Regions from separate parts of the Homo sapiens genome. Here all the other regions are linked to region 1. The links are chromatin loops, found by intact Hi-C in ENCODE. Cell type or tissue: B cell. All regions are shown on one strand. Links, peaks and the distances in the headings refer to the core of each region. The heading gives the core; the rest is flanking DNA.

What was found. Hi-C counts contacts between places; a loop is a spot of excess contacts. Peaks named below come from ENCODE experiments on the same cell type or tissue, not always from the same donor. Only the 100,000 strongest peaks of a DNase experiment are listed, where the experiment ranks them.
Region 2: it touches region 1 in a loop (13-fold over the local background); 1 of 110 quality-filtered maps calls a loop at or near these places.
Region 3: it touches region 1 in a loop (3-fold over the local background); 1 of 110 quality-filtered maps calls a loop at or near these places.

The regions. Positions count from the first base shown.
Region 1 is chr10:1,414,441-1,425,117 of GRCh38, forward strand. All of the region lies in intron 1 of ADARB2 (adenosine deaminase RNA specific B2 (inactive)), which reads right to left. Among named protein-coding and RNA genes, the nearest start is that of ADARB2-AS1, 110 kb to the right of the region's middle. In B cell, for the core only: CTCF peaks have their summits at 6,616 (motif pointing right) and 6,819; a DNase peak (open chromatin) is centred at 6,621; H3K4me3 peaks cover 566 bases; H3K27ac peaks cover 361 bases.
Region 2 is chr10:1,637,360-1,648,036 of GRCh38, forward strand. All of the region lies in intron 1 of ADARB2 (adenosine deaminase RNA specific B2 (inactive)), which reads right to left. Among named protein-coding and RNA genes, the nearest start is that of ADARB2, 95 kb to the right of the region's middle. In B cell, for the core only: no CTCF peak of the experiment used is centred there; a DNase peak (open chromatin) is centred at 6,241; H3K27me3 peaks cover 2,031 bases.
Region 3 is chr10:1,933,800-1,944,476 of GRCh38, forward strand. No RefSeq gene overlaps it. Among named protein-coding and RNA genes, the nearest start is that of LINC00700, 75 kb to the right of the region's middle. RefSeq lists enhancers at 4,926-6,125, 8,237-9,436. In B cell, for the core only: no CTCF peak of the experiment used is centred there; DNase peaks (open chromatin) are centred at 4,732, 5,442 and 8,762; H3K27ac peaks cover 2,609 bases.

The DNA of each region.
Region 1 (10,677 bases), core at 1,649-9,648:
TCGTGGCTCTGGAATGTGTCTAGACTTGCTGACTCCTTGCTCCTTGCTCTCCCAGGATCGATTATATCTTGAGTGAAAAGAACCTGCTCTCCATTATCTCAGGTAGCAGAGCAAATGCTAAACTGTCACAGCTGTAAATCACGTGCTTAATGCAACATGCCCTTTCAACCTCCACATTCTCATCACCTGTTTCTTTGTTGGATTACCAATAAATAGCATGTGCTCCCAGAGCTTGGGGCCTTTGCAGCCTCCATGATCACGATGGCCCCTGGTCCCACCTTTACTTCTCAAACTGTCTTTTTCTCAATCCTTTGACTCCACTGGACTTTGTCACCCCCATGACCTGGTGTTGGGTCTGATCACCCCAACACAGATGGACAGAAGGATGGATAGAGAGACAGCTGGCTAGGTGGATGATGGGGGCTGGATGAGTGGCTCATGGATGGTTAGATAGATGGATAAAGGAATGGTGAATGAATGGATAGATAGGTGGATGGATGGATGGTGGATGGGTGGGTGGCTATATGGTGAATGGATAGGATGATAGAAGGTGGATGGATGGATGGATGGATGGATAGATGGATGATAGATGGATGGATGGATTGGGGAATGTTTGGGTGGATCATGGGTGGGTGGATGGATGGTGGACCAATGGATGGATGGTGAATGGATGGGCAGAGGGATGATGGGTAGATGGGTGGATGTATGGTGGATGGATATAAGGATGGGTATATGTATAGATGGGTGGGTGAACAGATGGTGGATGGATGGGTGGATGGGTGGATGGATGGGAAGATAGATGGGTACAAGGGTACATGAGTGGTTAGATGCTGGATGGCTGGGTGGGTATATGACGATAGAATGGGCAGATAAATGGTGAAATGGATGGATGGATGGATGGTGGGATGGATGGGTGGATCATGGATAGATGGGTGGATATAAGAAAGGGTATATGGAGAGATGCATAGATGAGTGGATGAATAGATGGTGGATGAATGGATGACAGATGAGTTGATGAGTGGATGGATGAATGGATGATTGATACATGAGTTGGCCAGATAAACACGACACCTCTTCCGCATGGTAAGAAATATTTGGGAATAGGGTGACTCTCTCTAATTAAGACTTCAATTACTTTTTTGTTTGAGTATGTGTCATGAAATGATAATTTGATTGGCTATTTCTTAGTCATTTCATCAAGTCAATTCTATGCAAATAAGAAAACTGCCATAATGAAGCAGATTAGCTATTTATTAAAATTAAAAATAATTTAATTTACATTAAGGCTAAAACTAAATTAGAAAAGTTATTTGTTTGATTCTATTGATCATAGAGTCAAAATAAAATTATCATCTTATGTGAAAAATTATCACTTTCTCAATTGCCACCTCTTCCATGCAGCCCTATTTATTGCCCCTAAAGCAGTAGTGTCTCTCTTCTCTGAGCATTGATGGAACTCCTAGGGTAGTCATATTATAGAGCCTGGATATGAGGCTGATTCTACCACTCACCAGCCGTGTGATCACAGCCTACTGGGTGAATATCTCTAGACCACTCCATAAATGGGAAATAACAATAGGACCAAACTCAAGACCCGCCATGGGGCTTAACAAGCAGTACACATGACATCACTGTGCCATCCGTGAAGATCTAAGTAGACATTACTTCTTGTGATTGCCTGTCTTATTTCCCTCCTGCAGGTTCTTAGATGGACTGGTCTGTGAATCACATGAACATATGCGGTTCATATTCATAAACACTTATTCACACACACACAGATATGTACACACATGTACATTTGCATGTAAGACAGGATTTGGCAAATAGAAGATATTTTTGAATAAATGAATTATTGGGCAACTCATGCTGCCAAAAGTTGAGAGATGAAACTAAATGAAGGCCCAACTGGGGTGAGTGTGCCTGTGGGTGTTTGTTAAGGGGACGCCAATCATTCTATTGCACTTCAGTTATAGCTGGTTCCTCCTCTAACCTACTCTGGGGTCCAAAGTCAGCACAGGAGGCCCAGAGGAGTGAGCGCCTGGCCATTGGCAGGCCCCTGTGGGTCTCTCTCCCTCTGTTGATTCACAGCCTCCCTGTGGATGGGCCGTGGGGAGAGCTAGAGCAGGTAACTGGCTGGGATCCAGGAAAGGCCCTTGTGAGGCTGCACAGGCAGGGGCCCTGGAGTTTCTCACCCAGGCTGCCCTGATGCACACAGGTCCGTACCATGCACCTGGCTCCATCACCACCCTTGTGGGGTCTGGGATGATGGCAGTCAACCAGGTGCTCCACTCCAGAGAATGGGGCCCATGAACTCACTCAGTCTCCATGAGAGCCAGATCCCTGCCAGTAAGTCACGTGGTGAAACCCCATTAGGTCAGCCAACCTTTTCACATTGGCAGCGCCCAGCTTGCTGATGTGGGAGAGAGAAGGTGTCGGCCTGGGGCATGACCATCCACAGCTGAGAAGGGAGGTGGGTGCAGCACGGGTCCCCCTGAAACATTCCATGTGGAGACATCAGACCCCCCGGCTTAGGAGTTGTTACTGCAGGAGTGTTTGAGAAACTGTGTGGATGGTGGCCTGCAGTGTAGACCAGATAGTCAGGAAGCATAGATCAGATGGCCAGAAAGTGTGGGATATAATAGATGGGCAGGAAGTATAGACCAGATGGCCAGGAAGTGTAGATCAGATGGTGTGGAAGTATAGACCAGATGGCCAGGAAGTGTTGACTAGATGGGCAGGAAGTGTAGATTAAGACAGTCAAGAAGTGTAGACCAAGACAGTCAAGAAGTGTAGACCAAGACAGTCAAGAAGTATAGACTAGATGGTCAGGATATGCAAACTAGATAGGAAGTGCAGAACAGACAGTCAGAAAGTATAGAACAGTCGGTCAGGAAGTATAGACTAGATGGTCAGGAAGTCGGTCAGGGTAGATGACCAGGGAGTGCAGCCCAGAGGGTCGGGAAGAGATCTGATGAGCGATTTCTAAGGCACTCTGCTAATTGCCCTGCATTAATTATCTTACTGACTCAAAAGAAGGATGAAGGGTTGTGGAAGGATGGATTTTATTATCATTCCTATTTTACACGTGAACGAACACAGTGGAGTAAGTGATATTCCTAAAATCACATCAAAACAGGCAGGTGTGGAGTTTGCACCGTTTGCCTGACACATGGACAGGAGTCTGTGCTCTCTTTTGTCTGGGTTCTGTATTGGTGGCTGGGTGGTTTTTGCCTCCCCACTCTTCACTCCTGTGCTATGGGCCGGCGTTGCACCTCCTGGGGTGGGCCTCACTCCTCTGGACTCAGCGCCCTGCCTGGCCTGGGCTCTGCGTGCTTCTTAGGGTGTGCCATGGCTGCCCCTCCAGGGCTCACAGTAGATGCCTGCATGGCAAGTGGCAGCCATGTGCGTTGAGGCCACGCGCTGTGGGCCCCAAGGCACCTCAAAGTTTAGGCAGGAAGAGCAGACGCCAGGGTGCATGGGGAAAATGGCGGACAGAGATCTGCATATTTGTTTACAGATCACAATGTTTAGAAGTTTTAAAGAATAAGCCCCTTGCAGTACATTTAAAAGCCGATGAAGGTCACTCCACATCCTTTGCTGAGATGTCTGGGGAGACTTGACTTTGGAGCAGACGGCCCAGGCAAGGAGGTTCACAATTGCACCTCCTCTGTCGGTGGAGGGACGTTTCCGTAAACCAAAGGGAGTCGCCCATCTAGGATCAACTTCATCGTGTTAGTTATGGTGTTTTGTTAAAGTGTCCACAGAAACCAAGCAGCCTAGTCCTGGTGTGGGGAAGTGTCTCCTTAGAATTTCAAGTCGGCTATGAGCACCCCTGGAGTTCCCGGGAAAGACGGTGGGCTCAGGGTCAGGCCTCGAGCTTTAAGATGCAGCGGGGACCTGCCCTGTGGCTTTGCTCTGTCCCGGGCAGTCCCATCTCCTTTCTCCAGGGCTGCTCTGGCAGATCCCCTGCCGAGACGCCACGGGGGAGCCTTGTTGTATGTGGGTTCTGGCTAGAGGCAGACGAGGCCCAAGGTACCAAGGAGAAGCTCTGATACTCAAATGTCACTTAACTAATTTCCTTCCACGCACCAACAAAATAATTGGAATGGCATTGACAAGGGGAAAAACAGCCCGCAGTAAAAAGCAGTTGTCCGAAGCTTCTGGTGTCTTGAGGAAATTATTTCCGCTATTATCTTTCACACAGGGCTCTAGACTGGCCAGAGTAGTCCGTATTATTATGTGACTATCCAGACTATTTCCTCCTCAGTGCCCTAGCTAGTTTTGGGCCGAGCAACACTGATACAATAGTGATTTTAAACTCAGTGAGCATTCCAAAGTTCAGCAAATACATCAAGCCTTTCAAAGTTTCTGCAGGATAACTGAGAAAAAAAAAAATCTATGTCTTGATTTTTGTCAGTTGTCTTGGAAAATTTCCCTTTTCTGTTTTGTGCGTGCTGTCGGAAACCAGCCAAGTGTGTCCTGCGCCCCTTTGGTATGTAGGCTGCATGGTCGAGGAAAGAAAAGGGTTCACTTGGAACCCTGGATCTTGGTTGCATAGTGTGGCTAAGAAAAGGGATGTTTAGACAACACTGGTTTTCAGAAAAATGAAACTAAAGCAGGAGCCTAAATATACACAAAAATGTACAGTGATGTGTCTTTTTTTTCTTTTTGAGACAGAGTTTTGTTCTTGTTGCCCAGGCTGGAGCACAATGGCATGATCTTGGCTCACTGCAACCTCCACCTCCCAGGTTCAAGTGATTCTCCTGCCTCAGCCTCCCAAGTAGCTGGGATTACAGGCACCCGCCACCACGCCCGTCTAATTTTTGTATTTTTTTAGTAGAGATGGGGTTTCACCATGTTGATCAGGCTGGTCTCGAACTCCTGACCTCATTTTATTGATCATTTTATCTTTTTGGTGTCTAAGAATCTACTCCCAATTTAATATATAATTTTAGCTTAGAATTTAATGTATGGACAGTGGAAACTTACTATCAAACACTTTAAAAAAATCCAGCAGAATCCATATGAGAAGTTTATCTTGGCTCATGCATATGCTCCCCTATGTAAACCGAGTTATAGCAAAACCACGGGCCACTTTATGGAGGGCACAGCCTCACTGGGCGGAACCGGTACCCAGAGGGACGGTAAGCCCAGATGGTTGGTGCTGCAGTAAATTAAGCCTGATATAGAGATGTTTGTGGGTTTTATTAAAGTCTCATGATGTCTCTAAGCAGTTCTTGTTATATAACAGAATGAATTATATCGTCCAAGGTTATTGCTCAGATAACCTACTGGAAATGATAGTTTTCCTCCTTCATCACATGAATCTAAATGTTAACTAAGCGCTTGTTAGCTTTTCACATCACATCGGAGGGATTCGTTAGCTCTCACATCTCTGCATATGTGTTTTAAGAGTCTTTAGATAAAAGATGAATCAAAGTGATTCAGTTCTGTAAGTTTTGGACTAGAAATCAGAGTCTCTCTGGACATCATCCGAGTGTAAAATGTAGCACAAATTGCCTTTAAAAATTAATAATTTACCAAATCTATCAGCTATGCCCAGTCTGGCTTGAGAAGATAAGTAAAATAAATATTGTAAAGTCAATTTTTAATAATCTGTGGCATGAAATTTAAGCACAAGAGAAAACATTTAGCAATTAAGCAGGAACATTCGGTGCATGATTAAATGTGAATAATAATACATATTTAAAGGCCTCATAACTTACCTGCTAGCAGGAAATATTTAAAGTTCTAATCTACTACACAGCACAGCTCATGCCGTTTCTTTGTTTAATGAGCTCTTGCCTTGTGATTTTCATGTTTGAGCAGTTACTTTGTAAGTATTTTTACATGGACAGCTACGTGTAAGGCTGACAAAGAGTAGCACAGACAGATATGTGGTGGGGGATTGTCAGGCCAGCGCAGCCACGGAAAATAATATGATCAGATCCTTCATCATGCTGGTAACCAGTGGTTGGCTGTATTCATCTAATTATTGAGACAGCACATTCACATCCGAGGGATTTTATTATAAGAGGTTTATAAAATTTAGAGTTGAAGCTGATCTGTCTCTATCTACCAAATAGAAGCTGGACTCAGGACCATGGTTTTTCATGATGAAGAATCAAATCCTTGATAAATGATGGCAGGTCCTCATCTTCCAGAAAGAGGGAAAAAAAAAAAAAAAAAAGGCAGAGGAAAGGAAATAGCTCGGCTGAGAAACAGAGAGCGAGTGAGCACAGCGCTGACAGAGAGGGAGCCGCTGCCTGCCGCTGAGAACACAGGCTCTGCACCCAGGGCACAGAAGCAGGAGAAGATGTAATTCTCGAGGACCACATTGATTAACGCCCGCCCAGGGCTAGCCACAAATTAGAGCCCCGTCCTGAAAGAAGCAGTGCTATGTCTTGTAAGGCATGCTTCCAAAGGAGCTTGCATTGCACACACCCCGGAGCAAACCGGCAAGTAGAGAAGACGGACACTTCCCAATGAAAGCGAAATGTTCCTGCCTGCCCTGCGCCGCTCGGTTCTCCTTCCTCTCTCTGCTCTCACAGGGTGGTGTTACACCTCCACTGCTCTCCATCTAGTGTGTTTGTGCAACACTCGCCTCCAGGGGGAGCTCGAAGCTCTCCCGCCCTTCACCTCTGATCAGAGCACTGATGTGAGTCAGGTCCCCAGGATGGTGGGGGCACCGGCTGGAGGAGGGCGGGGGCTCCTTCAGACCTGCCTTGATTAACCCGGACCAAAGGGGCCCTCTGCACTGGAGCGTTACAGTCAAAGCACAGCCTGTGCACCTGCCCGTCGGTTCCATAGTGTTTGTCTGCTGCTTGGTTTGTGGGACAGGTGGCTGGTCAGGATCTGCAGGACCTAACCCCACCCACGCTCAGCTGTGAGGAGATTAAAGGGTCTCAGTGTCTCAGGGTCAGGTTCCAGGCTGGCTTCTTGCGATTTCACAGAAGTCACTAAATCTTTTTGGGTAACAATGGGCTTACTCCTAAAAGCAGTGGGAGGTTGGGGGTCAGGGAGCAATTTGAACTTATTCTTCTCTAGATTCTCTTTCATTACAGAGTCTTATTCACATTGAATAAATGTTTATTCATACCTACTGTGGGCCAGACACTATCCTGGGCCCTGGGACTATAGCAGTGAACAAAGTGGACAAAAATCCTGCCTTTATAAAATGCACATGCTGAGAGTTAAGACTCACGATGCTCAGATGGGGCTGCTGTTGTGGAAGTCAGGAGAGTCCACGCTGTTAGTGTTGACTGTTTGTTTTGTCCTTTCCATTGTAAGATTCACCCCATTGCCTCCTAAAGTGAACCCCAGGGCAGGGAACATGTTGACAGGGAGGTGGTCTAATCTAAATCCAGTTAGAACACTCGGAGAGCTCCTAGACTGAAACAGGGAGAAGGAAGCACATTTTGGATGATTGTATTTGTTCCTTGATGGGTCTGCTGAGGAAGAGCTATGTACCCATTGCATGTGCTATTTCCATCTCAGGTTATTTGAAGAGAATACAGAGGAGAAGCAGCCCCAGGTACCTACTCTAGTGGCAGAGTGGCAGGCTTGAGGTGCCTGCATCTGAAAGCTGCTGTGAGTTAGGGAAGCCCCCACCAAAAGGCCCAACAATGGGCAACATCCCCCATCAAAGCCATGGACATATCCCTGGCAACAGACTTGGCTCTTAACTTCCACGAGTTTTTAAGCCAAGGTTGGCAAGAGGAATAGAACGGGGACGTCAAGGTACATCAAAGGAAAGATTCAAAATATATGGAATCCATGAGGCCACATAGGATATTTCACAGCTTTATGCTTTTCTGATAAATCCTGGAAGACTTAATATAAGGTCAGGAGTTTTCAGTGCTCTGATTCGGTAAATTTATTTACAGAGACAGCTGTCCGAGGGTGGAATAAGGACTCGGGAGTGAGAGGGAGGCACTGTCAACACTTTCAGGCCAGACCAGCGGCTCACGCTTTGGAGACCGGGGCTGCAGGTGAGGGCACAGGTGGACCTCAACCCACCTGGACACTCCACCAGAGGGGAAGGCACAGTGAGAGGCAGTGCCCTGTGGCTGAGCTGACGGCACTGGTCTTGGGGCAGGGAGAGGAGCCCGTAGGTCACAATGGCCTTGGTGACCCCAGCCTGCAGGTCACATGTCCCTTACCTGGGAGCCATCTACTCTGGAAACCATGGATACCTACACATCTGTGCAAAATTGACACAGTGCCTCAGTTATTTGGGTAAGGCTGACCAGTGAATTCTGATAAATTGCTGTAACAATGACCACCCATCTGTCAATGTGTCACCAAGCATAGGCTGTATACACTGTGCAGACTGTAAGGATCCACTGGGCTTTCGGCCTGCGGCACCCAGGTATGAAGGGCATTAGCGTACCTCCTATGGCCACACGCAAACTCCGCCTGGGGTCTACCCCATCACTCTCCACTCCATTTTGCAGATGGAGCCCACCGAGTCTCCCTAGAAACAATGGCTTGGATCCTGGGAGCAGTGGCACCCACCTGTCTGGTTCTTATGGCCGAGAGCCCTGCAGCTAGATGTTCTGTGAGCCTGTGTTCCCATTTTATGGAGACTCAGAGAGGTATTTGCCTTGTGCATTTCTCCTGGAGCTTACATCACTGAAGGGGACCCTTGGCCAGCAGTCTCTCTGCTCCGAGTCCCCGAGTCTCCACAGGTGGCCATGGCCATTGGGTTCCAGCTCAGCTCCCACCTTTGCCACCGCCTTCCCAGCCCTCGCTAAGCTGGAGTCCTGGCCCGGGCCCTTGTCCCAGCTTCACGCCATTGCTTACACCCTTGGCCCCCTCCCTTCCTGAAATCACTGTCCTTCTTTTCCCCTCTAATCTGAGTCCTGTTTATTCCTTAAAACTCAGCTCAACTCCCCTGTTCTCACTGAGGGATTCTGCAAGCCTCCTAGAAACCCCTCCGGCCTCCTGGCTCCTGAGCACCCGGCCTTGAGCCTGCAGCCACCTTGCCCAGCACTGCTTGGTCCTGGCAGTGTGGCTGCTGCGTGTTCATGGTGCTAGGGGGACTCAAAGGTTCTAGGGGAGGCAGGGACTACTCTTCCTAGGCCTAGTTGTCTTTGCTACCTTCCTAGGGCCTAGTGAGTTCCATGCCACTGTGTATGCAGTAGGTCCACTATGTATGCAGTAAGATCACTGTGTATGCAGTAGGTCCACTATGTATGCAGTAAGATCACTGTGTATGCAGTAGGTCCACTATGTATGCAGTAAGACCACTGTGTATGCAGTAGGTCCACTATGTATGCAGTAAGATCACTGTGTATGCAGTAGGTCCACTATGTATGCAGTAAGACCACTGTGTATGCAGTAGGTCCACTATGCATGCAGTAAGATCACTATGTATACAGTAAATCCACTACGTATGCAGCAGGACCACTATGTATGCAGTAAGACCACTATGTATGCAGTAGGTCCACTATGTATGCAGTAAGATCACTGTGTATGCAGTAGGTCCACCATGTATGCAGTAGATCCACTATGTATGCAGTAGGACCACTATGTATGCAGTATGACCATTATGTATGCAGTAGGTCTACTATGTATGCAGTAGGTCCAACACATATGCAGTAGGTCTACTATGTATGCAGTGGGACCACTATGTATGCAGTAGGTCCACTGTGTATGCAGAAGGTCCAACACATATGCAGTGGGTCTACTACGTATACAGTGGGACCACTATGTATGCAGTAGGTCCACTATGTATGCAGTAGGTCCATTATGTATGTAGTAGGTCTGCAAAGACTTTGCTGATTGATCTGAGGAAGGATAAGAGGATATGAATGTTTTTCCTGTGGCTCTGGGAGTAAGAAGCGTTTAGGGCTACACACCTAACTACCTCCTGGCCTAATGGATGCTCTGTGGGCCTGTGTGAGAGCAAGAAGAAAGGCTGAACACCCCTGTGAGAACCATGTCAGAGCCGTGGCTCCAAAAACCACGCGAGATGGCATGCTCTGAGGCCTCTTCCTCGTGTTTAATGACTCGTGGCAAAGTGTGGATTCTCGCGGATATTTACAAATGACTTCCGTTTACCACCGGACAGTTCTATTGCTGAGTGGTCTGATTTCCTGGATTATGTCCTAAGAAAGTTTAGGACAATGCCCCTAAAGTGGTCATTTAGTGCCCACGGAAGCTTGGTGCTTTGTGTGTCATGATGGTGCATCAGGAGTTTGCAAAAAAAAAAGAGAGAGATAAATAAAAAGTAAAAGGCACAGATGGGGCATGGACAGCTTCTCATTGCTTGTTCCATGTGATGGAACTCAACACATCTGCTCTGCTGCGGAAAGCATCTTTGCACTAATTTGTTTGTCAGTGTCCATTGAGAGGACGATCTGTCATCCTGTCGCATTTTGGTTGCCCCGAGATGTTTGAAGACAAGGCTAGCCACAAATTGGAACTGTGGCCACTGGGGAGTAAGTGGTGGAAACCACCAGCTGTTCTAAGTAACATCAATTGTGATTTTTTTGTAAAGATGAAATTTCAACCTAAGGTCTCCAAAAGCATTTATCAGCTGCATGAAAAAAAGCTAATCACCGTAACAGAAGAGTGAGTCTCTTCTAACGCACGTCCTGGGGTGCGTGCGTGGAAGCCTTGTTACAGCTGGAAAAGCAAGAGAAGGGGGTGGTCAGAATTCAATGAGCCTGG
Region 2 (10,677 bases), core at 1,861-9,860, 220 kb after region 1:
GAGCTATAATCACATAGCAATCCCCAAATCTTGATTACTGGTGGAAAATGCAAGTCTAATGAAACCCATTATACTCTTGAAAAGCAAATACACTTTCTTTTAGAAGATGGCAAGGGTTTTTGTCTTAAATGATTACCCTCAATGCAGAATTTCAGGGTGTTGAGGTTTTCAAATAATTTTCCCTAAAATAACGTATTTGTTCCTTGATCCTAAGAAGTTACAATCCATGGCAACATGTAGGGAAAGTATTGTAAGGTGAATTCTTGTCCTCTAACAGTATGATTCTTCTGATTAGATTTCTATCCCATCCCTATAAAATATCAATAACTTAAATGTGTTGCCACTCTTAAACTGCAGTTTCATACGATGATGTATTAATCGCTCGCAATAATTTGCCTCGTCACCAAGTTAATGTGTCTGCGTGGCTCCTGTTTATGAGCAAAGCAAACCTCCTACTGCTCCGGGCTGCCTCCTAACGCCACTTCTGCGATTTCCCTACAGACACTAGTATCAGGGGTGCTGAATGGAAAAGTAGAAATTAAAATGGAAAAGTTCTTTGTCTGGCATTGAAAGAAACCGCCAATATTTTTATGTGAGAATGAACAGTTGGAGCTGCTTCCACCAGAAGACAGAAAAGAGAGGTTTGGGGGAAAATGGGTCTTGGGTGGCTGGGAGGAGATGCTCCAGGCTGTTTTCCACATGGAGGAAACTTGGCAATAATGAAAGTTCCTTTTCTAGCTCTCATTAGTTGCCTCTGTATTTCCTGAATTACCCTGTCACATTCAATACCCAATATAAATGAAGCAACTTTTAATCATTCCAGGAGAGATGGAGGACAGATGCAGATATTACACTTCAATATATGGAAGTAGTCTCAAAATGTCATTAACTCGTGAATTAACAATGAGCTTTGATTGTTGAAAAAAGATGACATATTTCCCCATTTAGAGTTTGGGACAAGAAGTTAATTTAAATGCTAAAAGTACATATATTTGACTAACTTGATGTCACATATATCTCTTAGCATTAATACAGAAATGGCATTTATAAAAGCCATAATGCATGTAGCTCAAGGCAAGCTTTCTTAAACAGTTTGACTCAATTGAGACCTTATAAAGCTTTGGTCTATTGTTCCACTTTCATGAGGTTTTTTTTTTTGGTCAGGCCAATTATAGCGAAGGATACATATTTCAGGTGAACCTTTATTGAGTGCTGACTGCTAGCCAGACATCGTTCTCTGAGCCTCGTGTGCATTACACAGTTTCTTACAACAAGCCGATGAGGCAGATAATTTTATCACCATCATTTTCCAGGTGAGTAGAATGAGATTTAGGATTAAGTGTTTTTTTTGTAAGGTTGCTCATCTAATAAATGGTGGTTCCCACTGCAGCCAGTCCTCTCCATGTCTGCGAGATGACACAGCTGGACCCGACGAGCTGGGAGAAAAGGCAAAATCACCACTCATCACTCATCTTCTATTTGCTTAAAATGGTGTGTCGGGGGCTCACATACTTCTCATCCGTGCTCCCTCCATGCAGGTGACACAAGTCACACAGGTCTTTTTCTTAAAGGAGGTGGAGAGGCTGCCTTGCCTGCACTCACACGGACTTCCAGTGGGGAAGAAGCCGTCTTGGCGAGTGTCTTGGTTTGAGATCATCAGGGCCATACCCTCATCATGGTACAAGTGTTTGTGCAGTCAGGGTGGAAACAGCAGGGAGCAGACATGCTGTGGCCATCTCCTAAAGCTGGAGCACTTCAGGAGAATGGGAGGGCCATGGTCCCATGGGCATGAGTGCTCTCCTGCTGCCTGCCAAGCCTGTCCTGGAACTGAGCCAGGAGGCTGACTGCATCCAGGAAGCTGACCGCATCCAGGAGGCTGACCGCATCCAGGAGGTTGACCGCATCCAGGAGGCTGACTGCATGGTTCTTCCTAGAGCAGGGCTTAGAGCCTGCTCTGTGGTCAGTCATGTGGCCCTGGAAGAGAAGTCCCCAGAGCCTTCAGGAATGTCCCAGGGTCTTGGAATCAGAGAAGACCAAGAAACGCCACCAGCTTTGGAACTGGGTGAGCTTTATCTGGGTGTTTCTCCCTGGCTGGCCCACAGTACCAGACCATTCACGAGCAGCCTGATGATCACAGCTGATCCTTACCCTAAGAAAGCTTTGGGCTCCAACATGACTTCCCGTTCTTATAAAACACAAAGAGGGCCGGGCGCAGTGGCTCACGCCTGTCATCCCAGCACTTTGGGAGGCCAAGGCGAGAAGATCATGAGGTCAGGAGTTCGAGACCATCCTGACCAACATGGTGAAACCTGTCTCTACTAAAATACAAAAAATTAGCTGGGTGTGGTGGCGGGCGCCTGTAGTCCCAGCTACTCAGGAGGCTGAGGCAGGGGAATCACTTGAACCCAGGAGGCGGAGGTTGCAGCGAGCGGAGATCATGCCACTGCACTCCAGCCTGGATGACAGAGTGAGACTCCTCTGTCTCAAACAAAACAAAACAAAGCAAAACAAAACAAACAAACAAACAAACAAACAAAAACATGAAGAGGGCTCAGGCCAAGCCGCAAAGCCATGACCTGCCCTTCTAACAGGCACAGTGGTTCTTTGTGGAACCACTCAGAAAAAAACTTCAGGCCTTAATGGGGTGTTGGCGGGAAGATCTGAAGTGTGTTTTAATCCCACAGCCCGTAAACACTGGATGCCATCGATGAGGGAGCATGGCGGCTATACTTACATACCTCTAGTGATGGGGAACTCACTATCTCCTGAGGGTGTTTTTCTGTTTCTCCCAAGGAAATTTACTCCATCCTTAGCCAGTTTGTTAGAGATTGTACCGTTGTAAAATTCAGTTTAGAAGTCTCGTTTTCCTTGGACAATTATAGTCTTACTCCTTAAGTGGAAGGGGTTGAGTTCAAGCTCTCCTTCTGAACGCCTGCTTCTTTAATAGGGACACACTAGGGAGGGAGGGGTAGATATCATGGTTCCTGTCCAGTATGAGAATCACTAGTGTTGTTGAAAGAAAGTGACAAATAAACAGAACTAATTCTACCTTTTTTAAAGCAGGTTAAAAGCAAGTGTCAGAGCTTGCAGTTTGCTGCCATTAGAGGGGCTCCAGGGGCCCATTTACATTTTGACATAAAATATGAGGAAAACACAATTGAGACAGAAATCATAAAAATGGCGGATGCTCTAAACTAAACCCACAAGTTAAGCTGAACATCTTAAGCATTTTCCAGATAACAAACTACGTAGGTGAATCCTGTTGTTGCCTGGGAGACACACACACACACAAAAACACACACACAGACACAAAAACATGCACACACATAAATGTCTATACACTATAAATATTTTTATGGACAATCTTCTGAAACACTATTAAACTATGAAGTATTTTGTTTGTTTTGTATATCATTTGAAAAATATATTAGTGAGAAGATAGACGTCTCAAAAGGAGACCAATGGTAAATGGTGAATTTTAGTAACAGAAAGTAAAGGATATAAGAAGAAAGCTTAGGGTGAGATGGTGAGGTGAATGTAACGCATCCCGGCTGGACAAAGCTGCCCTGTGGTCTCACTTGGCTACAATTGCAAGATCCGAAATTCACTCTTAGCTAACGTCAGTGAACCCATGAAAAGCTTAGATTCTAGCGAAAAAGTATTCATTGTTTTGTCTTCATTCTTAGTTATCTTTGCTAAAAGGAAAGGTTAGCTAAATCTAAAAAACATTTTCATAAACTACAAATATATATTAAAAATATCTGTAATGGATATGAACACCATGTGTTACCAAGGGTGGATCTCATTATATTATTTAGCACCCGATATAAAATAATTCAATAAAAAGTCTCTGGGCATTTAAATCTGAATCTAGCATTGACAAAGCATGGATTAGCTCCAAAAGGGTCTAAAAGCTGATAAGCTCCAATCAAAGCAACAGCACGAAGTGGTGTGTTTCCACTTTGACCTGCCACGTGCTGACCTATCATAACTGAAGTCAGCTGCTTTATTATAATTTCATAAAAACAAATGATGTGAACAACCCAATATCAGGTCTAAAAACCACATAGGCTGTTGTTTAAACCACAGCATTTTTTGAAGGAAATAAAAGGTCTGTATTTATTTCTAGAACACAGAAGCTACTGGGGTTTTAGCCAGAAACTCATCTGTAGTTAAAAGAGCAGCAGAAAGCTGATTCTTTAAGGTCTTAGGGAGCACCTGTTTCACTGCGTCTTTGCTGCGAGAGTGTGGCTGGGAGACTCTGGCCCCTCCTCCATCTGCACGTCTTACCAGCATCTGCTAGCGTTCTGCTTTCCAAGTTAGTCCGTTAAGATTATTTCCTTATAAATCTTTTTTAAAAAATGTGTTCCTGGCTGGGCGTGGCGGCTCACACCTGTCATCCCAGCACTTTAGGAGGCCAAGGTGGGTGGATCACCTGAGGTCAGGAGTTTGAGACCAGCCTGGCCAACACGATGAAACCCTGTCTCTACTAAAAATACAAAAATTAGTCAGGTGTGGTGGCGGGCGCCTGTAATCCCAGCTACCTGGGAGGCTGAGGCAGGAGAATCACTTGAAACCAGGAGCTGGAGGTTGAAGTGAGCCGAGATGGTGCCACTGCACTCCAGCCTGGGCTACAGAGCGAGACTCCATTTAAAAAAAAAAGTGTTCCTGTTATAACTAATTTACATTTTACCTCAGTGCAAATATTTGACATTTATTATGATTTCTTTTTATTTTTTAGACCAAAAAGTCTCATTCTGTGTATTTGTGCCATTAATGACTTCTTTTGAAAATTTGACCCAAAAGCTCAGAAATCAAAACCAGAACTTGTGTGAGGTCATAAACTTCAAAAGCACACGGATTTTGGCTACCTTATATCAAAAATACTCAAAGCATTGCTTGCCACATTGTCGGTGCTCAATGATTACTTGTTGAATGAACAATCCACCCAAATCCTTTAACTTCAAATCTTCCTGAAACCCGTGAACTTGGCCCTGCAGAAAGGGATGCAGGCACTTCAGTTCCCCTATCTTCCTGGGATGAGTTAAGTATTAGTAAACATCGTCAACAGCAGAGGCAGCCACATGCACGTTTTGGAAAATTTATGTCAGTATTTATTACAATTAAGTATTTCCCAGTTGTTATGGCTCAAATAACATATTATAGCCAATCAGATCATTTGATCAGAAAAAACCACCACATTGGTATAATTTATATAAAATAAAAGCAAGATAAAGAAGGAGCTACTAGAGTTGACCTGCTACCAATAAGTATCACTCACCACAGGGCTTTCAAAATAGCGAATTAGCTCAAGGCCATCTCACCATAGACACTCACACACTCACACACTCACACTCACACATTTACCCACAAACTCACATCCACACTCACATGCACACACACTCACACTCCCTCACTCACACACCCACTCACACTCAGTATTCAGACACACATCCACACTCACACTCACACACACTCGCCCCTTGGCTGTGAACTGCAGGCAGGTATGTTCTGGGTGAAGCGGGAGAGGCAGACGGCCTGCACACTGACCCCTCTAAGTCTAGGAAACCTCCACCCCGCGGCCCCCTCCTAATTAGCAATGACATCAGCATGAACGGATTCCCACTGTGTGCAAGCGCAGGGCCAAGAGGCCTGGGTGTTTATTCAGGTAATGCAACTAATAAACAGGAGGTAGGCACACATCTCCACTTTACACCTGGGGAAACTGAGGCACAGACACCCAAAGGCCATGGGACTGGTGAGCAGCAAAACTGGAATTTAAAACTCATCTCTAATGGACTCTACTCTGCCTTCCCTATTTACGGTGCTACATTAAATAAGACATGCCATCAAACACAGAAAAAACAGATTTCTGCCTAAAGGGTGTTAATGATGTTTTACATGAAAGGGCTGGAATTTCCCTTTTGCAGCGTTTTCAGTACAAAGTCTCTGCACCTATAAACTTAGCCACCTGCAGATGGAAGGTGAATGACTCATTTTTCCCCGCACTCACTTTCATACCAGATGAGGCAACTTCCAGTTACACTTGACGTGTTACATTTTCCCAGACTGGAGGGCTAGAGGCCACTCTTAGGTCAGGGTCACCTGGAGGGTGGCTGATGGTGGGGGGCTAGGGTTACTTCATGATTTCATCCCCCAAAAAACAAAAGCAACAGTGACGTCAGCTTCACCAGTATGGGGAAGTGAGTGAATAAGGTGGAAGAGGGAGCTGCCATGACCTGGGAGAGGCCAGGAAGAACTCAAGTCCTGCTGCGAAGCGCGTCAGAACCACGGACAGCTCCTGGTTCCCTATCCCTTAGGGTGCCTGGGCTTCATGACCACAAAGGTCCCTTCCAGCCTCCGCATGCAGCTCCAAAATCAAGTTTTTTTCTTTTTTTTCTGTACAGAGGCATTGGGGCTAATTTGCTGTCTCTGCAGAAACCCAATCCCAGATCTCTAATTCCAATCCTGAGAATGATTGGAGCCTGCGGAGTGACAGTGACAAGGTGCCTGGTGGATTAGGCTGGTCCCTAGAAAAGTGGATGCTACATTAGGTCAGTAATGTGAAAGTAGGGCGGTGTGATCTCCTCTCCCCAGGCTTCCTCATGGAGAGCTTCATTACCGAATCGCACGCAGCCCACACGGCTGTCTCCCGGCCCCACTCGGCCCAAGGTAAATAAAACTCCAGGTTATCTCAAAGGCAGGAGTGGAAGCAGCTAATGCGGGGAGATGGGGCATTCATTATGCCATTTACACGAGCTGAGGATAAATGATCAAATTCCCTCTGTCAACCACAAAGAGCTCAAGGATAATTTTTAAATGCAGGAAGTATTCCTCCAGGGCTTTTGTATTTTCTTCCTCCAGGCTGCAGCCGCATTTGCGAGTGTGCCAAGCTACGCCACTACTGATTTACTGCGCTGGGAACAGCACTCCATCAATGTCCCCGAGCTGCCATTGCCACCAAGCTCCCCCTGTCCCCGGGCGTCTTTCTTACAGAAGAAAATTATTCACTTGCTTGTATGTTACATGCAAAACAAACTATTTTTAGCTGCCTACATCTGTCACCTCCCTTTGCTATCCAAGCTCGGTCGGGGGAGCAGGGAGAAGGAGAAGGACAAAGGAGAGGGGAATTCTCAAATGTTCTTTAAAAAAGCAAAACGTGCACATGCTGGTGGTGACACAGGTTATCATCGGTGGTGACAGAGAAATGTGCAGGCTGTTCCCATTGCTGTCACATGAGCTTTGTCTTGTCCTGCCAGGCGCCTACGCGGAGTGGACAGTCAATGATGCTGGCGGAGCACAAGCAATTTTTCTTGTCTGTACAAGAAAGGCTCCATGGAGTCTCCTGCTGCTGATGCCTCTCACACTTGTAAGGAGGGTGGGAAGCCTTTCAAATGACTTTTCTGACCGAATGAGAGATTGCATTGGCACTGAATTCCTCTTCTTGAGGTTCTGGATTTTCACTTTGTTTTGTTAATGTTTAAATTTATGACTCGAGATTTCACTCTCAAATAGTGATGGCTAGGGGCTCTTCCAGTGTGACTTTGTCACACTAATTTTCGCAAGCAGTTTTAAGAGTGCGTGTCACGCCTATACAAACACACAAAAAAGAGGTCAAGGTAGACTGTAGAATGCCAGCGTTTGGCTAAGGAGGGTGTTTATGTGGTCAGTGTATATAAAAGGAATGTTATTTTGCAAAAATGCCAACGCATGGAAAACTGGTGTCAGAGAGGAGAATCAGTGGGTCCTGGGATTCTGGCAGGGGATCTGGCCCCCTTTGCAGGCGATGTGGGATGACACAGGGACCAAGGTTCTGAGCACTTAAGACGCTTCAGTCAGATTAGCCAATAGCACGATTCGCTCCATGCTCATTGTTGCATTGCTTACGCATGCATGGCTATGGTACAGCCCACTGGATGGGCTCTAAAGCCTTAGGTGTGGCAGAATCCAAAAAGACTGATTCTATATGTCCCTACTGGGAGGTTAGATGGACCAGGGTAGAGATGCATGCCAGCCCATCGACCTGGAGCCTGCACAGCTATGGAACTCCCACTGCCCCTGCAGTGCCATTGCCTAGCAGAAGTAAGGGGGATGCAACCACTTTGTTACTTCCACATAAAGCCTCTAACTTGACTTCTTGAAGTTTGCAAGAAGCAGCATCCACTTAAAGTCCAACTCTGATTGTGACAGCTTCCTCACCTGGTCTAAGGATGCCTCAGTCACACAAAACCAAAACTCACACCGTCAGTGTATTTAAACGTACATCTAAGCACTCCTCAGACCGGTTGGAGACTCTGTCACATCTAACCCAGCTCTGAGTCCATCCCTGGCACTTGACTGCCTCCCACCTCCCTGCCATCTACACCTCATCTCCATCACGAAACTCTGCAATGTTGAGCTGCCCCCTCTGCCTCTCCTCCTGGAGTTCACTTTAACGCCTATACTCCAATGCTTGGGATCTCTTCTTTTGCTCAAGACATCCCTTTTTCATCCGTCATTCTTCTTCATTTATCAGGTTTATTCATTCATAAACTCAATCAGTCATTCCAGCACAGGGAAGGTGCGCTGTGAGGTGCTGTCTGTCCCTGCCTGGTGGAGCTCACCATCCTGCAGACATGAAACAGATAATGACAAATCACAACCAGAGTGGTGTTAGGAGACGTGTCCCAGGGACACATGAGGATGGCACCCAGTCTGATGCAGAGAGGTCCAGGAAAGGCTCCCAGAGGGAAGATCCCCATGTGGACTCTACAAGGTGCACACAGGTGAGTTAGGGGCAGCTTAAAACCCCTGAGGGATTTCCATTAGGACACACCCAGGTCTATCCACATGGCCCAAGTGCTCTGAAAACGATGTGTCCTGGGGTCCAGCCTAGCTCGTGACAGTTCCCTTTACTGCTGCCATCTTAGCCATGCTGGGCTTTGTCAAGCAGCAAAATGGCATGAAAGCTCAAGCCCCCATGCACACCCAGACCATGTGCATCTTGAGGGACTATTTTCTAGCCTGGGCTCTCTCTCTCTGCATGTTCTTGGCATCCTTTGAATCCACAAACAATGAACAGTGGTCTCATTGAATAGGAAGAGAGCAAATCAGACATTGAAAGAAAAACTAATGGTGTGTGGGTCTTGATGACTATTGGGAAGGGCAGCGGCTTTAGCCGCTGGTGGGCGTGGCTGCACGGTGAACTCACACTGCTGCCAATGCAGTCACAGAAGACAGTCAGGTTGACCCCACTGGCAGCAAAATGCCAGTCTTTCCATCAAGATGAGAGCAGGGCTCTGGACTCAAATCCGAACTTGCAACAGTCCCTTCTAGTCCTAAATTCTCTGCTCTTCACCATTTTGCTATAGCTCAGACAACTCTCTCCCTTTTTGTTCATTTGTTTTCACATGTGGGAGGGGGTGTGTGATGTGCTATTTGAGGTGCTGATGAACTCAGCAAAGACCCTGGAGATACACTGAGTGTGATTGCTGTGTGCTCACCACAAGACACCAGCAACTGAGCATGCACCCTTGGTGCAGTCTTGCCAGTGCCTGCGTGCCTGCGACCAGCATGCAAGAGTTCCTCTGGATCCTAGAAATAAGGTGGCTGTCAGTGAGGGAGGCCAGTGTAAAAATGGAAAGGCCCCACCATTTTTGGGAGGATAAAATCCAAAGGAGAAAACTGTGTGCCGTGTTGCCACCAACACTCGCACGAGTTCCGTCCTCACTGCCAGTGTTATTCATTACAGTGCCTGCTGCTCTGGAGGCATAATTTAAAAAGATGCATTACTGCAGAGACCCTCCCCAAGATAAGTCAGTACTCTGAGGCTCTTTCACTTCAAAGTCTTTTTCCAGGAACGTTAGAAAGAAGAAAGTGCTTTAGAGTTCTTTGTAGAAACATAGACAATTGCAGGATTGCATGAGTCACTATTTTCTGTTAGCTGTGATTTCTTCTACCATTGGCTCCTTATGAAAAAAAAGTGTGTGTGCATATATGTGTGCATGTATATATGTGTGTGTGCACACGTGTGTCTATATATGTATGCGTATACATGTGCATACATGTGTGTGCATATATGTGTATACATATGTGTATACCTGTGTATATACATTTAAATATGTGTATATGTACGTGTGTATACTTGTGTATATACATGTGTATATATATGCCTGCATATATGCATGCATGTGTGTTTATGTGAGTATACATGTGTATATATATATCTGCATGTATGTGTGTGTATAGTGTGTGTATATATGTCTGTGTGGGGATATGTATTTATATGTGTGTGGATATATATGTGTGGGGGTATATGAGTATATATGTGTATGTGTGTATACATGTGTGTATGTGTGCATATATGTGTGTATATGCATGTATGTGCATGCATATGTGTATATATGTATGTGTGTATATGTTGTGTATGTGTGGTGTGTGTATATATGTGTATGCATGTGTATATGTGTGTGTGTATGCATGTGTGTATATGTGTATATATGCATGTGTGTATATGTGTATGTGTGTGTATGTGTGGTGTGTCTATATATGTATGTGTGTATGTATTATATATACAATTTTTAAATTTAGGGTATATCTCGAACTGGAGGCTCCAGTTTATGAGCCTGAAATGCCATTAAACTGGTGTGATAAATTCTAATTGAGTGGATACATGTCTTCTCTGAGAGGGATAATTTA
Region 3 (10,677 bases), core at 1,751-9,750, 520 kb after region 1:
AATTAGCTGGGCTTGGTGGCGCGTGCCTGTGATCCCAGCTACTCCAGAGGCTGAGGCAGGAGAGTTGCTTGAACCCAGGAGGCGGAGGCTGCAGTGAGCCAAGATCACACCATTGTGCTCCAGTCTGGGCAACAAGAGAGAAACTTCGTCTCAAAAAAAAAAAAAAGTATAATAACATTGATTTCTGATCTGTCTTCATTTGGGATTATATGTTTAGAGGCCAGTGACTTGAAAATGGGATGGGCCTGAAAGAAGGAGATAATAGAATTATCCAAATGGATTTGTTCAAGTCTGCAATATTGGATGAGAATGCAAATGTATGCAGCTGAAAAATGCATCTCCCTTTTTTCCAGATTAAAGCATCTTTCAGTGTGTGAGTGCTGGGTATTCTTGTGATCTTTCACCGTGTAAGTGCTGTGTGTTCTTGTGAGTAGGAAACTTTCACTGCACTTATCTCCAGGCAACGTTTAATATTACAGTTCTTACATTTTCATCCACTGAGGCAGGTGTGTGCTGGTTATGTCTCTGCAGATTTAATTTGCATTTTTTGAGGGATAGTGTGTTTGAGTACTTTTATATACACTTACTGACCACTTGAAAACAGTCTTTTGTGCAGTACTCTTTATGAATTTCCCCTAAATTATAATGGGTTATTTATCTTTGTATTGCTCTGTAAAAATACTTTGTCTATTTTGAATGCTATTCATTGTTGATTCTAAGTGTTGAAAAATCTTCTAGGCTATGGCTTGACATTTGACTTTCTTAATACTGTCTTTTGATAAATGGAAATGCTTAATGCCTTGGCTTCTCTTTATAAATTGTACCTACGCTGATGTCATGGACATATTTTATTTTGTTAACTTTATTAACTTCCACAGGTAGATTTAAAGACAACCTGTTACTTACTTTTCTGTTACGTTTTGTGTCAGAGGTGAAGAGACCCTTCTTTCCGTACAGCACCACGTGTCCATCATTTACTGCTAAAATAGTGCTGCACAGGGAGCCACACTGAAGCCCAGTGACTTGAGAGAATGAGAGCTTACCCAGCGTGCCAGGCGGAGGGTCAGCGGTTGAGGCTGGACGGGCCTCAGGCGCTCCAGCACCTGCTTGTGGGTCAGCTGAAATACGGCAGAAGAGACTAGACTATGCCACTTGGGTCTCATTTTCTTCTCTGCATCTATTGATCTAAAGATATGACTATGTCATTTTATTTCTAGTTTGTTAATTGAAATGTAACAAAATCATTTTTTAGCTTGAATCATCATTGCATCGCTACAGTAATTCTAAGCTGGATTTGATGCATTGCTCTTAATTTTTACATTTCTTTCTTTCTTTATTTTTGAGACAGGGTCCCACTCTGTTGCCCAGGCGGGAGTGCAGTGGTGCAATCATGGTTCAGTGAAGCCTCGACCTCTTGGGTTCAAGTGATCCTCCCACCTCAGCCTCCCATGTAGCTGGGACTACAGGCATGGACTACAGCCATTTCCAATTTTTTTTTTCTTTTTTGTAGAGATGGCCCAGGCTGCTCTCAAACTCCAGAGCTCAAGTGATCCGCCTACCTTGGCCTCTCAAAGTGCTGGGATTATAGGCATGAACCACTGTGCCTGGCCAATTTTGGCATTTCTGAATTAGATTTGTGTGACAGCTAATTTTATATGTCAACTGGGCTGAGCTATGGTGTCCAGCCATTTGGTCCAACAACAGTCTAGACGTGGCCTTGAAGACATTTTGTGATATGATTGACACTTGCATCCATGGACTTCAAGCAAAGCAGATTATTCTTCACAATGTGTCCTTCTCTAAATAGCTGCAGTTCTTGAGTGCAGACTGAGCTCTCCTGGGAAGGAAGGACTTTGTCTCCCTAGACCTCTCTTCGTGTGTGTGTGTGTGTGTGTGTGTGTGTGCATGTGTGTGTACGTTCTGGGGCCCAGAACAATCAGAAAGTCTGTAGCAAATCCAGCTTCGTGCAAGCTGATGTGCTGCTTGATCTGCTGCTTAGGCCATGTGATCCAGCAGACCCAACGGAGCCTGAAGTGTCTGTGGCAGAGAGGGATGCTGCATGGGGCCTTTGCTGAATTGTAGTGAAGGCCTTTAGGATTTTGGAGGAAGGCCTTGCCATCATCCCAGATGACTACTCTCCTGTTGAGAGAAAGCTCAGTGTTGTCCTGTTACTGGGTTTTAATAGAAGCTGGCCACCTGACCATGGACCACCTACTTGCTGTGTGACCTGAGCTGCCCAGCATAAGCTGGGGACGCTGACCCACCACTCTACAACACTGGGGGTGCACAGCTACCCTCCATCCTCAAACAGAAGCAACAGAGCGTGACCAGTGCTGAGCAGGTCCTGGAGACACAAGTAAGTCACACGAGGCAGTGGCCTAAGAGCCCATGGGCCCCACTGCAGCCTCACTGCCTTCTTTCCCCAAACCTGCACCTGTGGCCTCATGGGGAGATCCCTAGGATCCGTTGACAGAGGAAGAGAAGACCTGGGCCTGAGTTACAGATGGTTCTGCACGGCATGCAGGCAGCACACAGGAGTGGATGCTGGCAGCACCAAGCCCCTGTGAGGTGTCCCCAAAGGACAACGGACAACGGAAATCCCCCCAGGGCAGAACTCCAGCAGTGCCCATGGATGTTCTTTTTTATTCTTCTTGTTTTTTCATGTGTGTGTGTGTGTGTGTGTGTGCGCGCGCACATGTACGTGTGTGTGTGCGCATGTACGTGTGTGTGTAGAGAGAGAGAGATGATAATTATCGTCTTCTATTTAGAATATATTGCCTTTAATGTTTTATTTCCTAGTCATGTCAAATATTTGTGTTGTAAGCAAACAGTATCTGAATTTGCCCCATAAATGCATATTTATTTATTCAAATATTAATACAGGTAAAATAATCTTTGTGTATCTATTATGATAACTTGAACTCGTCAGGGTGGTAATGACACAATAGGGGTGCAGCCGTTAGAACAGATATGTGTGAAGAAGAAACACAGAAGTAAGGATTCTAACTTCCCAGGACCCATGTGCCCTTTTCTAAAACTTATTTTATTTTTGTACATATATATACTTTTAGTAGAGATGGGGTTTCACCATGCTGTCCAGGCTGGTCTCAAATTCGTGGACTCAAATGATCCATCCACTTTAGTCTCCCGAAGTGCTGGGATTATAAAGCATGGGCCACTAAGTCTGCCCCGTACTTATTTTTTAAATGAATAGTCTTTGCTTTGAGGAGCCCCTCCTGTGTTCATGGGCCCCACCTCCATGTGTCATCATGGGATAGGCTGGATCCGCTGACATGAAGAAGGTGGTTATTCAAAACACACAGCAACGATAAGCAACAAAATTTAGACCCTGAAAAATCAAGACGAATACCAAAGCACCTGATAAAATTATTGCATTTGGCAGGGTGTGGTGGGTCACACCTGTAATCCCAGCACTTTGGGAGGCTGAGGTGGGCAGATCTCTTGAGCCCAGAAGTCCAAGACTAGCCTGGGCAACATAGCAAGACCCCATCTCTACAAAAAAATACAAAAATGAGCCAGGCATGGTGGCACACACCAGTGGTCCCAGCTACTCGGGAGGCTGAGGTGGGAGGATCACCTGAGCATGGGGAGGGTGAGGCTGCAGTGAGCCAAGACAACACCACTGCACTCTAGCCTGGGCAACAGAGTGAGCCCTTGTCTCAAAAAATAATAATAAAAAATAATAACTGCATTTGTCTATGACTACAGATTGTATATACTACACAAATAAGTGATGAAAAGAGAGGGTAAATCTGTTGCAGGATCATGAGGGTACACATGATACAAGCAGAAACCCCTGGATAGAAGGAGGGGAAGCAGAGTTGGGCCCCATCACATTTTGCATTTGAGCTCTTCTATTAATAGCCTGAGATTATTATGGCTTTCCAAAAAATTTAAGTCATTTGAATCCATTATTGATCATTGTGTCTGTGAACAAGCTCCTCATATAGCTAACAATCTTCTTTTTTTAATTGGTGGTTTGAGAGTCATATAATTTAATGACCAACATAGGATTGATAAATTGATTAAATGCCTAAAAACAAAACTAAACTCAGACAATCTTCTGCATTTTGACCCAATGTCTACAGTGAGTACAATGTGATACTTAAAAGAATAACTTGATAGCATTCCATTATAATCATTACTGCCTAACTTATTCAATGCAGATTCCATAGAAACACACACATGAAATGGTGATTTAATAAAATCACCTGAATTCCTAAAAATTTTTAAATCTGTTTGAAATGTTAATTCTATAATTAGTTTTATTTCTTATTGTTCTGTTTAACATGTCACATAAACATATTTGTATACTATTTATACTCACTGAGTTTTTGAAATAAAAATGAAAAATAATAAAACTGTCAAACATATTTGACAGTTTTATTATTTTTCATTTTTATTCTTCCAAAACTCAGTGAGTATACATGGTACAGGGAAAATTTGAAATAGAAAAACTCGGTTGAATATCTACAATTTTAAATTATTCTTTGGGTAATAATTTTGTTCATTTTTATTCAAGAAAATACAAATCCTTGTTTGTGGGGCTCAGCATCATGATACGTTACACTGTTGGCTTCGTCTTCTCATGTATGACAATCGAGGCCCAAGCAGGAAACAGTTGTTTATAAAACTGGGTAACTGAAAAATGAAATTAACGAAGGGAGTGGTACCAAGTTATGTGGGCAGATGGCAGGAAACCCCCACGTGACCTGGAACACAGAGGCAGTAAATATCAATGCCACAGAGAATGCTGTCATTTTCTGCGAGTGAGGCCTGCTTCCAGGAAAACCGCAGAAAGGAACAGCTTCATTTTTTATAAACTTCATACTAATATTTTGCTTTGAGAGTCATTCCTTAGAAAGTAAATTGCACAATGAACCCAAATTATTTTGTTAGAATGTTGAATCCGTTCAGGCATTTCCCAAAGAACCTGGAGAAAACTGGCTTCGTAAGGGATTGAGTTCGAAGTTACATCACTAGATCATTTTAAAGCCAATCCTACAGCCATTGTATTGTCAGTTTTGGAACCCTAAGCTTACTGGTAAGTTCAGAAAATTGCAAGTCATATTCCAGTCTTCTGGAATTCAGGCATATTTTTGCTTTCTGCATTCAGGTATATTTTTATTAGTACATTTATGACACAAATCTAATGTTTCGGCTTAAAGCAATACAAATGAGGACAGAACTGAAAGTATGCATTTGAATCTTGAATCCCCTTCTGTTTCTCGCCCAGTTAATTTTTTTCCTGTGGTGTCTACTTTACAACACAGGGTGCACAGCACACTCAGGGCCCCATCATAACACCCACTCCTGTGAGCCTCTCTTCCCCCTCCACGGGAAGGATTCAGGCACAGACCTTCGAAGTAATCATTTCCTCAAAAATATTCGCGTCAGCCCCACCGCCCACTTGATGAAAGCCGTCATAGCAGTGAGTAACATCGGAGCATAACATCGCGTCCTCCGGAAGGCCGAGCACCTGCCAGGTGCTAGCACACATCATAAAAGGGCCGACGGCAACATAAATAAATGTCTCTCGGTGGCGGAGCCGAAAAACCTGAAATGCACTTCTGAAGTGAAATGGCCACTTCTGCAAAGAGCGGAAAGGTAGCTGGTAAACGCAGTAGGAATACAGGCACAAAGCGTGGTGAGAGACTCGCCCAGCGCTTTCCTCGGTTTCTCCCAGGGCTTCCGCGTCACCAGCTTCTGCCTGCTCTCCTCCCCAACCCCAGAGTAACATCTTTCACGCAGAGAAAATGAGGGGAGGCAAACTGAGATTGATAAGTGAATGACGATCCTTATGACTATGACTTTAGGCCTAAAAATAAGGAAGGCCAAGCTTTTCTTCCCATCCAGTCCTAATGGTTCCTTTTGGCCAGCAGTGAACACTTTCTCTGTAGCATTAATGTTCAGTTGACAGAAGGGCTCCACGGAGGATGTGTCCTTTAGATCACAGAGATTGGAGAGTGCAAGAGAGGAGGCAAGATGCCTCCCCCAACAAGAAGACACCCATGGCAGATCCTTAAGGTTGGATGTATCCGCATAAAGTTAGAACCTTCGGACGTAGGCACCCCACGCAGGCCCAGGCCCCGATGGTGAGTGCTGCCTCGGCCTCCAGAGCTTCCCAGGCTCCAAAGAATTCAGTCAACGGTCCCATTAGCAGTGCATGGAGGCAGCTTATGCTATTTATGGTCAACACCAGCTTAGGTTTGCTCTGTACCCGTGCCTGTGGCAAAACAGGATGTAGGAAAACTTTATTTTATTTAATCAGAGGTGATGAGCAACTAACCAAAGCATAGTTAAGATCATCCCAACATCGTCCACTCAGACCCCCTCCAGGGGCCCATCGTGTTGATTTTCCGAGTTCTCCCCGGGACATGGGCTCTGGGGAGGAGGAGGCCTCATGGGAAAAGTTCCGTTTTCAGCTGAGCCTTCTGAATAGCAGGAGATGAGCAGACTCAAAGTCACAAAGATGTTCATCTCCAAATACCGTAAGTTTATTATACCACTGATGAGGAGTCCATTTCTCTCGTGACTAATGTGGATGGCTTTTGCTGAAGTAATTCAAGTTGATCTTTAGAGTTGAGTGTAATCCATTATTTTTTAATGGAAAAGGGTCTCATTAAATATTTATTCACTGCCTTATGCAGCAGTGCGTCTTGGAGGTGCTGACGACTCCTGCCTGCTGACCAATGGCTTTTCCACACGTGTCATTAACACGGCCATTATGTCACCAAAAATAACACATGGTCAAACTACTGCCTCAGGGAAAGCTGGGGACACTCAGTATCATTGAACTCCCCCAAGTTTAACGAAGGTGGAGATTAATATCATAATTTCCACAGAAAGGTGGAAAGAAATGCAAAACAAGATGGACAGGGACAGTTCTGGCTTCAGTCAATATTCTAGAACTTGGTTCTACTCTTTCTAGGACTTGTTTTGTTCTAGCTTAAAGATGACATCAAATATTAGTCAACCAATATTTGGGATATAAGCAGAGTGTCTCAAGCTTCACCAGCTAATGGGTGTGAACATGTTGTTTTATGTTTTCAATTATGTTAATATTTCAAATATTACTTTTCCTGAGTTTCTTTCAATTTGATTAAAGTCCAGTCATTTTCTGGGATTATATTCAGAATTGACTTCCATGAATATCCTTGCTGGATGGGCCTGGCTGCCTCCCCACTGTAGCCGCCATTCTCAGGGAAAACGTGAAGTCCACCAATTCATATTCTCTGAGTCCTCACACCGGTCCCTAATGTTCCCGCCACATCATCATCATCAAGTCCAGGATTTATCTTTATTTATCTCTTCACTGAGGCAATCGGGAAGCCACTTTTTAAGTCAGGCGGAGGTGGGTGGCTCTGTCTTCTATTTATATTCATTCCAAGAGAAACCCAGAGCTAAGCCCTAAAGAGTTAAAAGATGAAAACAAAGCAAGCGCATATATACACAACTCACTTTGCACTCAAGGAGGACTGGCCCATGCTGTCAGTTATATATTATACAGAGAATCTCCCATTCCCCTGGAATCTCCAGGGCATGATGTTGCATCAGAACCAGTTGAGACACCTAATCCCTTTAGAATTTTCTGCAAGCAATCCTTTACTGCAAGCTGCACTTGGAAGGGCTCTGTTCCTGACCATCAGGCATGCATTTATTGCTCTGAACATCAGTGATGGCCCAAATCTGAATTCTATTTTTATTTTTTGGTGGGAATCAGATAGTAATGTGATTAAACGTGTGGGAGAGAGCTTGGGTGAGGCTTTGGGGTCCTCATCCAAACCCCAAGTCAGATGCAGGAAACAGTGAGCCTTAACCCATGGAGAATCAGCATCTGATAGGCCCCACATGACTTCTGTGTGTACCATGCTGAGCTTTTATTTTTCTTGCTGTTATTAAGGTACGACACTACTTTTTTGTAATTTATAGTTTAAGAAAAGTATTTCATTGCATACGACTGTTGTCTAAGACTTTGAATCAGTATTATTAAAAAAGTGACTTAGTACCGTGAGTGGTAACCTAATTGTCTTGGGAAGCTGAGAAAAGAACAGAGGTGAAACAAATATGTAAAATATGCCCTCTTTGGGGTGCACAAGAAAACCAAAGAATGCCATGACATACTCTCTATATAAAGGTTTCAAAGTAGTTCAAATACAGACAAGTGGTGTGAGAACTGAGTGGTCAATAGCGGGGTGCTCTCCCGTGGGACTCCAGAACAAGCTGGTAACCCAGGGTCCTCCCTAAGCAGGGGGTCCCATTGCTGGGCTCATCTTGGCACTCACACAGGGGCAACAGCTTGTTAGCATTAAGCCTAGCGGAAAAAATACCAGAAAAATGTTGTTGTCAATATGTTTGGTATATTAGGTTGGATAGCAATATCAAATAATTGCATTGCATGAATTAAATCAAGTAACTAGAGGACATTAAATAAAACTACATAATGTAGGTCAACTCTGATGGGAATTAGGTGATTTTTTTCCATCCCTTTATGAGTGGTTGCTCTATCAATTTGTGCTAGCCTGACCTGGTGTAAAGTTATGTCTCTAATCTCCAACTTGCTGATCCAAACTAAAACTTGCGAAGGCTGCAGAGCCAACTCTGCTGACATCATACCTCCAGGGAGAGATGAGGGGGACATTGTTTTCATTGTGTCTTCCTTAACAGATACGTAAAGCAAAGACAATTAGAACACCTCCCAGGAGGAGCCAAAGGATGTTGTTCATGAAATCGTTCTCAAGATGACCTCTCAGCCATAGGTGAAACCCAGCATGCGCGCCCCATGAACTCTAATACCAACAGGAAGTGATGACCTCTCAGCCATAGGTGAAACCCAGCATGCCCACCCCACGAACTCTAATACCAACAGGAAGTGATGACCTCTCAGCCATAGGTGAAACCCAGCATGCACATCCCACGAACTCTAATACCAACAGGAAGTGATGACCTCTCAGCCACAGGTGAAACCCAGCATGCCCACCCCACGAACTCTAATACCAACAGGAAGTATGTTCTGAGTTCCCTTCTTCCATGGTTGTTTAAGCATAGACTTATATACCAATAAATCATTTCCTTAAAGTCTGTTTCTAAAGTGATCTATTATTGTGATTCTACTCCATAACCTCATTAAAACTATGCAAAATATTCCTTGTTAGATTTAGGTCACAGGTATCCCAATTATATGAAAACATTCTCAATAAAATTTCTGGTATCCATTTTTCTAGTTAAATAGCCTTCATTTCACCAAATTACTCCAATGTTGACTGTATGTAGCAATTACGTTTGTGTTGTATATTCAAACATGTGTAGTACCTCACGGTAGCAATTACCCATTTCTTTTTAGAGCTCGTAGTTCTTTGTTCTTCACGCATTTCAAGATTATTCCTTCTTCTTCACTTCAAGTAGTTAATTCACTTTTCTTAGAAACCAGTGAGTACTGAAGATACTGTTTTTCATGCTCACAGCCATTCCACATCTACTTGGAGCTCTATTTGTAAAGTTTAATTAATTCTTTAATCCTGCTGCTGCTTTTGTTTCATGAGCTAGTATCTCGAACGGTTTTTAAATGGGTGTAAATGTACTCTGCTTTGCTGACACACTTAAGTACCTCTTCTTGGCTGCTCTATGTGCTACTGACAAATTGAAGACATTACTAGACGAGAAAAAGTAAATAATCATACTTTTCCTGGGAAATCCAAACACATTTTAACATAGCTCTAAAATGTTCATACATCTTGTGTGAAGAGAGTGTAGGAAAAACAATATCCATAATTTATGGGTAAAGTATTTGTGTGACGAGATGGTAAAGCATGTTTTCAAAAGGCAGAATTTTTTTCTTTATTCCAGGTTTTTGTTGTTGTTGTCTTAGGTAAACCTCACACCGTTTTCCCATTACGTGTGAAGATAACCTAGTGGTCTCCCGAGGAATGGGGCTGGGGATTCTGCGGCTGTAGTCAGGACATAGAAGGTGGAGATTTCAGGCACGTGACGCGTGAACCCAGCCAGAGTCAACCTGTGTCTGTGCCCTTTCTGCAAGGGTCTCTACAGCCACCATCCAAACTACAGCTTCCAGTGGCTGCATGGCCAATCCCACAGACATCATATCTCTAGGGAAGAGACCAGGGGAAAGTTAGGGGATCCTTCTAAACAAGGGCTTAACTCCACTTCTGTGGTTTTTAGCCATATAATTTACTCTTTTTCTCCCTTTGCTCCCTGCAGGTCCCCCCTTTTATTCAGAAGTCCCCTCGCCAAGCAGCTTACAAAACTCTCTCTTCGTCTCAGTCACCACAGAACAACATGATTCTGTTGGTTTATTTATTTATTTTATTTTATTTTTGTGTGTGTGTGATGGAGTCTCACTCTGTCACCCAGGCTAGAGTGCAGTGGTATGATCTTGGCTCACCACAACCTCCGTCTCCCAGGTTCAGGCGATTCTCCTGCCTCAGCCTCCCAAGTAGGTGGGACTACAGGCATGTGCCACCATGCCTGGCTAATTTTTGTATTTTTAGTAGAGATGGCGTTTCACCATGTTGGCCAGGCTGGTCTCGAACTCCTGACCTCGTGATCTGCCTGCCTCTGCCTCCCAAAGTGTTGGGATTACAGGCGTGAGCCACTGCACCTGGCCCGTGATTCTGTTCTTATGCCTGACGCCTTCCG